Regions from separate parts of the Homo sapiens genome. Here region 1 is linked to region 2. Evidence: chromatin contacts called from ENCODE Hi-C or POLR2A ChIA-PET data. All regions are on one chromosome and are shown on one strand. Each heading gives the region's core, a stretch centred on a gene start or an enhancer-like site at or near the end of the contact. The rest is flanking DNA. Distances are from core to core; before and after follow the strand shown. Region 1 has its middle 32 kb from the start of ALOX5AP. Region 2 has its middle 22 kb from the start of LINC00426.

What was found. A loop is a pair of places that touch in the nucleus more often than their neighbours do. ChIA-PET counts read pairs that join two places held with the same protein, here RNA polymerase II (POLR2A). Pooled maps may share reads with other maps.
Region 1: a loop to region 2 is called in a pooled map, with 2.5 times the contacts of the local background. The contact joins two enhancer-like sites. A Hi-C loop is called at or near these places in 2 of 50 pooled maps. POLR2A ChIA-PET finds 5 or more read pairs at or near these places in 2 of 52 experiments (T-cell and activated CD8-positive, alpha-beta memory T cell).

Annotation. Positions count from the first base shown.
Region 1 is chr13:30,765,822-30,769,102 of GRCh38, forward strand. No RefSeq gene overlaps it. Among named protein-coding and RNA genes, the nearest start is that of ALOX5AP, 32 kb to the left of the region's middle. Within about 2 kb of position 1,495, at least 2 of the 41 ENCODE cell types and tissues checked have a DNase peak (open chromatin) inside an H3K27ac peak, as active enhancers do.
Region 2 is chr13:30,393,664-30,397,248 of GRCh38, forward strand. No RefSeq gene overlaps it. Among named protein-coding and RNA genes, the nearest start is that of LINC00426, 22 kb to the left of the region's middle. Within about 2 kb of position 1,933, at least 40 of the 41 ENCODE cell types and tissues checked have a DNase peak (open chromatin) inside an H3K27ac peak, as active enhancers do.

The sequences.
Region 1 (3,281 bases), core at 245-2,744, 370 kb after region 2:
TTTCTTTTCTTCTTGCTGATAGGGAAGGCATGGGACATTGCAGGATGGAAGTGGCCCCCAGGCCTTCTCATGCCTGGGCTTGGTTTGGAAGGTGGTCAGGTGATCAATAATCCTGATTGGCCTGGCATTGAGGAGTTTTCCTGGGATGTGGTCCTTTCGGTTTTTTAAAAATTATTTTTATTGATACACATATTTGTAGGTATTTGTGGGGTGCATGTGATACTTTATTATGTGTGTGGATTGTGTAATGATGAAGTCAGGGCATTTAGGGTCTTCATCACCTTGATTATCATTTCTATGTGTTGAGAACATTTCAAGTTCTCAGTTCCAGCTATTTTGAAATAGACAGTCCATTTTGTTAGCTACAGTCACCCAACCCGGCTGTCAGACATTGGAACTTACTCCTATTGAACTGTGTATTTGTACCCATTCACCAAACTCTCTTTGGGCTTTCAGTTTTACAACTGGGATGATCCTGGGAAAACTAAAGTAAATCAGACACCCGACGTGTGAGCTAGGTTATAATATGCCCAGTGGACCCTGGGGACATCTTAGCTTTCAGAGGTCATGCTGTCCAAGCTGACTGTGGGGCTTCCAGAAGGTGGGGAGAGGAAATGATGCAATGGCCCATCAGAGGCACTACTTGGGGCCTGGGGCCAGAGTGCATGTCTAAGGCATTAAGGGGAGGGGAGAGCAGCCTTCATAATTATGAAGAGGAGTCTCAGGTGCACAGCTTCTGATGAGGGACAGCTTCTAATTGAAGACAGCATTGTGTAATGCTCAAACTCCCTGTCTTCAGAGTGCCTGCTGTATCCCACCATCAGTTCTGTGACTTCTCCCTAAGCCTCAATTTTGCATGTGTTACATTGGGATAATAATAGTGCCAAACTCATGGGGTTGTGAGGAATAATGAGGTAAAGCAATTGAAAAGGTTTAGCACAATATAAGTGCTCAATAAAAGCCATTATTATTATTTTATTACACTAGTTTTCAATTCCTGCATAGCAAATTCTTGCAAATGTAGGGACTCAAAACAATATAAATTTATTATCTGACAGTTTTTCTGGGTCAGAGGTCTTACTAGGCTGTAATCAGAGGGCAACCAAAGCTGTGATCTCAGCTGAAGCTCAGGATTCTCTTCCAAGCTCACTGGTTGTTGGCAGAATTCAGTTCTTTCCAGTTGGAAGACTAAAGCCTACAGTCTTCAGTCTCTAGAAGCCTTTTCTCTGGCACAGGTTTCTCTACAACATGGCCATTTATGTCTTTAAGGCCAATAGGAGAACATGATTAGCATATTTTTTTTAAGTGAACTTTAGACCCTTTTTTAAAGGCCTATCTGATTAGGCCAGGCCCAAGTGAGCTTTAAGTCAACTGATTAGAGATCTTAATTACATCTGCAAAGTCCCTTCATGTTTACCGTATAACATAACTTAGTGAAAGGAGTGAAATTGCAACCAGGTTCTGCCTGCACTCCACGGAAGGGGATTCTGCAGAAGTGTGGGTCACGGGGGGGTTATTTTGGGATTCTGCCTACGTCACTGAGTCAAAAGAAGCTGAATGGTTGTGATGCTGAGGTTTTTGGGCAGCAGCAGTGTGTGTGTGTGAGTGAATTCATACGTATGACCACCTGGGAAGAAAGGAGGCTGTGGTTTCCTCCACCTCCTGGCAGACAGAGAAATTTCTTTTTTTTTTTGAGACAGGGTCTGGCTCTGTTACCCAGGCTGGAGTGCAGTGGCTTGATCTCTGCTCACTGGCTCACTGCAGCCTCTGCCTCCCAGGTTCAAGTAATTCTTGTGCCTCAACTCCAAGTAGCTGGGATTACAGACACACACTGCCACGCCTGGCTAATTTTTGTATTTTTAGTAGAGACGAGGTTTTGCCATGTTGGCCAGGCTGGTCTTGAACTCCTGACCTCAAGTGATCCGCCCACCTCAGCCTCCCAAAGTGCTGGGATTACAGACGTGAGCCACCATTAACCATTTTTCTATCTCCTGTGGGAAAGGGCACAGTGAAAGAACAGATGAAGCTGAGACATACAAGTGAACTCCTCCCTCCTCTCCATTTAGACTAAAATAGGATTATTCATACTGAGATTCTCCCTGGTTGCAAAGAGATAATCTGTGCAACTGGGTTTTTACAATTATCCCTACCCTATGCTTTCCTCATCTGTCTTCCTCGTAGTCAGCTCAGGCTGCTATAACAAAACACCATAACTGGGGGCTTTTGAACAACAAAACTTTACTTCTCACAGTTCTAGAGGCTGGAAATCCAAGATCAAGTTTCTGGCAGATTCGGTGTCTAATGAGGTCCTGCTTTCCAGTTTATAGACAGTGCCTTATCGCTACCGCCTTACACAGTGGAAGGAGAGGACGAGAAGCTCCTTGGGCTTTTTTTTGTTTCTTTCTTTCTCTCTCTCTCTCTTTTTTTTTTTTTTAATAAGGTCACTATCTTAGTCCATTTTGTGTTGCTAAAAGGAACATCTGAGGTTGAGTAATTTATTTTATTTTAAAAAGTGGCCAGGCATGGAGGCTTATCCTGTAACCCTAATCCTTTAGGAGGCCAAAACAGCAGGATTGTTTGAGGCCAGGAGTTCAAGACCAGCCTAGGCAAGATAGTGAGACCCCATCTACCCCATCTCTACTAAAATTTTAAAAAATTAGCTGTGTGTTGTAAAGTGTGCTTGTAGTCCCGGCCACTTGAGAGGCTGAGGTGGGTGGAGTTCAAGGCTGCAGTGAGTTATGATTGAGCCACTGCACTCCAACCCGGGTAACGGGGCAAGACCTTGTCTCTATTTAAAAAAAAAAAATCTTTATGTGGCTCACTATTCTGGGTGGCTGGAAAGTTCAAGATTGGGCATCTGCATCTGGTGACAGCCTCATGTCGCTTCCAGTCATGGGGGAAGACGAAGGAGAGCTGGCACGTGCAGATATCACGTGTTGAGGGCAGAAGCGAGAGAGAGAGGGGAGAGATGCCAGGCTCTTTTTAACAACCAGCACTGGGGAAACTAATAGAGTGAGAGCTCACTGACTCCTGAGGGAGGACATTAATCTATTGATGAGCGACCTGCCTCCATGACCCAAACACCTCCAACGATACCCCACCTCCAACACTGCCACACTAGGGATTAACTTTCAACTTGAGATTTAGAGGGGGGAAACTTACAAACTATCGCAGGCACTAATACCACTCATGAGGGCTCCACCTTCATGACCTAATCACTTCCTAAAGGCCTTACCTCTTAATCTCATCACATTGAGGATTCGATTTCAACTTGAATTTTG
Region 2 (3,585 bases), core at 683-3,182:
CCATGTTGCCCAGGCTGGTCTCAAACTCCTGGGTTCAATCAATCTGCCCAACTCAGTCTCTCAAAGTGCTGGGATTACAGGTACGAGCCACTGCTCCTGGTTGATGCAGTCACTTTCGTATAGCCAAGCTACTGCTTAGAAAAGGTTTCTGGGGATATTCCTACGTTCCGACTTAGCTGGCATGGAGTCGTAAAGGCTCAGACTCAAGCATCATATCATGATATGTGCATGTCCCCAGAGCAAGGGGGGGAAACAAGATGTGAAATAGGGTCCTACAAGAGTCTGGGGCAAAGCTTTCCAATCATCAAACTTGTACAATTGTAGGTACACTTAAACGGATCACTGGTCAAGATGAAAGTTCTCACCTTTCAGGAACATAAGAGGCCATCAATGAATATCTGCCCCAAAATGTGGGATAGAAAGGATTTTAGAGATATGTTAGTCAGTTAATTATATGTTTTTCTAAATTTAGTGATACTTTAATACCTAATTTTGTATGTTTGAATTTATATTCTCTTCCTTCCAAATTACATAAGCTTCAGGACCTACGAAACCTAGATTCACCCCTTTGGCTCACATGCTCTTATTTTAGCTTTTTTTTTTTTTTTTTGAGACGGGGTCCCACTCTGTCACCCAGGCTAGAGTGCAGTGGCGCAATCTCAGCTCACTGCAACCTCTGCCACCCGGGTTTGAGCAATTATCTTGCCTCAGCCTCCCGAGTAGCTAGGATTACAGGCACACACCACCATGCCCAGATAATTTTTTTTGTATTTTTAGTAGAGATGGGGCTTCACCATGTTGGCCAGGCTGGTCTCGAACTCCTGATCTCAGCCTCCTAAAGTGCTGAGATTACAGGCGTATTTTAGCTTTTTGAAGAGGGTAGGATGGAGAAAAAGATGAAGAGGGAGAAAACCAAACTTCCTAACTAAATTTTGTGAAATAATTATATTTCAGTGACACAGTGAAATTCTTTGTATGGTTGTTCTTTCTGAAAAGAGCGAAATGAAATAGGATTGAGAATCCTGACTATACCAATAGATTTTCTTTTAAGGCTGCGTCTGTTCTGCAGTGTTTGGGTAAAGCACTTTCTGTGCATTGTGAAATAAAACACGCCTAGATTGTTAAAAAAAAAAAAAAAAGGCTGTCAATTTTCCGTTAAAGCCTTTTATCTGTACTTTACCCCTTCCCTCCAGCAGATTCTAAACTCTTCATTCACACCCACTATTGTCACTTCCACACTAAATTAAACAAACTCAGTTCGATCACTGCAGTTTTTGGAAGCACAAAGTAACACTATACAAGTTAGAGAAAGTGAAAGAACTTCTTTCTAAATTCAAACGGCTGAACAAGGAAACATTCAGGTAGGCAGAGTCCTTGCAGTTTCTGTTCTTACCACAGAAAAACTTAAAGAAGCCACATTCTGGATGTTGTTTTTCATGTTAACAAAAAGTCCAGACGGACCCCATAGCTCACAGTGCTTCTTCTCACCCCTCGCCCCTCCCCAAACTCCATCGACCCAGAAGCATTAATTTCATAAGGAAGAGAAAACTTGGCTTTCTACTAAATTCAGCTCTGAATTCAGCCCTCCATTTCCCAAGGGCTAGGACCCAGAGCCAAGTCAGCCCGCCCCTCCCTCTCGCTCCCAGACCTGAGCTGCGGATGCTGCAGCCCAGCACTCCTCCAGGTTTGGAAAAGGCGGCTACGCTGGGCAAGTTTGGAAAGTTCTGGGAGAAGAGCGAAAGGAGGGAGTGTGTGTTGGCTCTTTTCCTTTCCTTGGAAAGCACTTAACAAGAATGACACCCTACCCCCACATCAAATGCCTTCTCTTGCAGTCCTGGTTGTTTTATAAAAACTGAGTTCGTGTCTTTAATGCCAGGATTTTCTTCCTGGTAGTAAGCATTGGCTAATGATTGCCAGTCGGCTTCTGCGTCTGTGTGCCATGTGACCTGGACACGTGACTTGGAGCCGGCTGTGGTTGTTACTTGTATTTGAATAAGAAGATCAAGCTTATTATTGCAGTAAAAGCCTGTGGGACTTGTCTGTGCAACGTGATTCCCCAGGCGGGTTACACAACGCACCGTACAGCCTCGTCTTCCAGAGGCTCCAGTTGTTTCGTAAGGTAAAACAAACACGATTTTATATTTTCCAAAGTGAAAGTCCATTTTCCCCCTGGAAAGTGTCTGATGATCCTGGAAAAAGATGAAGCCTAGTTTCTCCAAACCCTGTTAGTCCCCTTGGTACAGTAAGGTAGAACTACTGCCCAGCACACAATTAGAGAAAAAAAAACAAATCCAGTCTCCTTTTCAAATAAAGATTTAGGATTGACGTTAGAGAAAAAAACATCCAGTCTCCTTTTCAAATAAAGATTTAGGATTGATGTTAGAGAAAAAAACAGATCCAGTCTCCTTTTCAAATAAAGATTTAGGATTGATGTTAGAGAAAAAAACAGATCCAGTCTCCTTTTCAAATAAAGATTTAGGATTGATGTTAGAGAAAAAAACAGATCCAGTCTCCTTTTCAAATAAAGATTTAGGATTGACGTTACCTTTTACTATTTCCCCTTCTCCCTTCCTAAAAAGTCTTCAAGATATGCTCTTATCTACCTATAAAGAATTTACACTAAAAATGACGTTTTTAAATTTAAAATTTAAATGGCACGTTCATTTTGCGATTTTTTTCCCTTAGATTTCTACAACATTAATAGTTAAATTTTTATTGTCCACATACCCTGTAAAAGAGACATCAGAAGGATTCATCTTTTTGTAGGTGAGAAGAGCTGGATGTTCCCTTCAGGTTAGGATGTATGCGTGCATATATATATGCAAATATATGCAGATTTACCCCAGGAGGGCTTTTCCACGACCAAGAAGGTGACATCTTTACCATGCATGTTTTAATACTTTCCCCACCCCAATGCTGAAGAAGCCCTGCTATAATTTGCTTTCTTCTGCCTCTAAGGGTGATGACTCAACTACAGAGGCAAGATCAGGGAGGAACAATAGCTTTGGTTATCTCTAATGAGCGATCCAATAACCATCAAACCAGTGAGTTCTCTCAGCCCAAGGCTGGCGCCTCTGTGTGGAACCGCAAAGGGCACTTTTCTTTCTTTCTTTTTTTTTTTTTTTTAACTTTTATTTTAGGTTCAGGGGTACATGTGCAGGTTTGTTACACCGGCAAACTCATGTCACAGGGGTTTGTTGTACAGATTATTTCGTCATGCAGGTACTAAGCCTAGGACCAATTAAACATTAACTCTCCATTTTCCATTCCCCTACCCGCTGGTAACCACCATTCTGCTGTTGTCTCTAGACACTCATATAACTAGAGTCACATAGTATTTGTCCTTATGTGACTGACTTATTTCACTTAACATAATGTCTTAAAGATTCATCCATGTTGAAGCATATGTCAGAATATCCTTCCTTTTTTAAGGCTGGATAATATTCCATTGTATGTATACCACATTTTATCTATTCATCCATCCATGGACACTCGGGTTGCTTCTATCTTTTGGCCATTGTGAAGGATGCTGCTGTGAACCTGGGTATACAATTATCTGCATGAGTTCCTTTCAATTATTTCCTT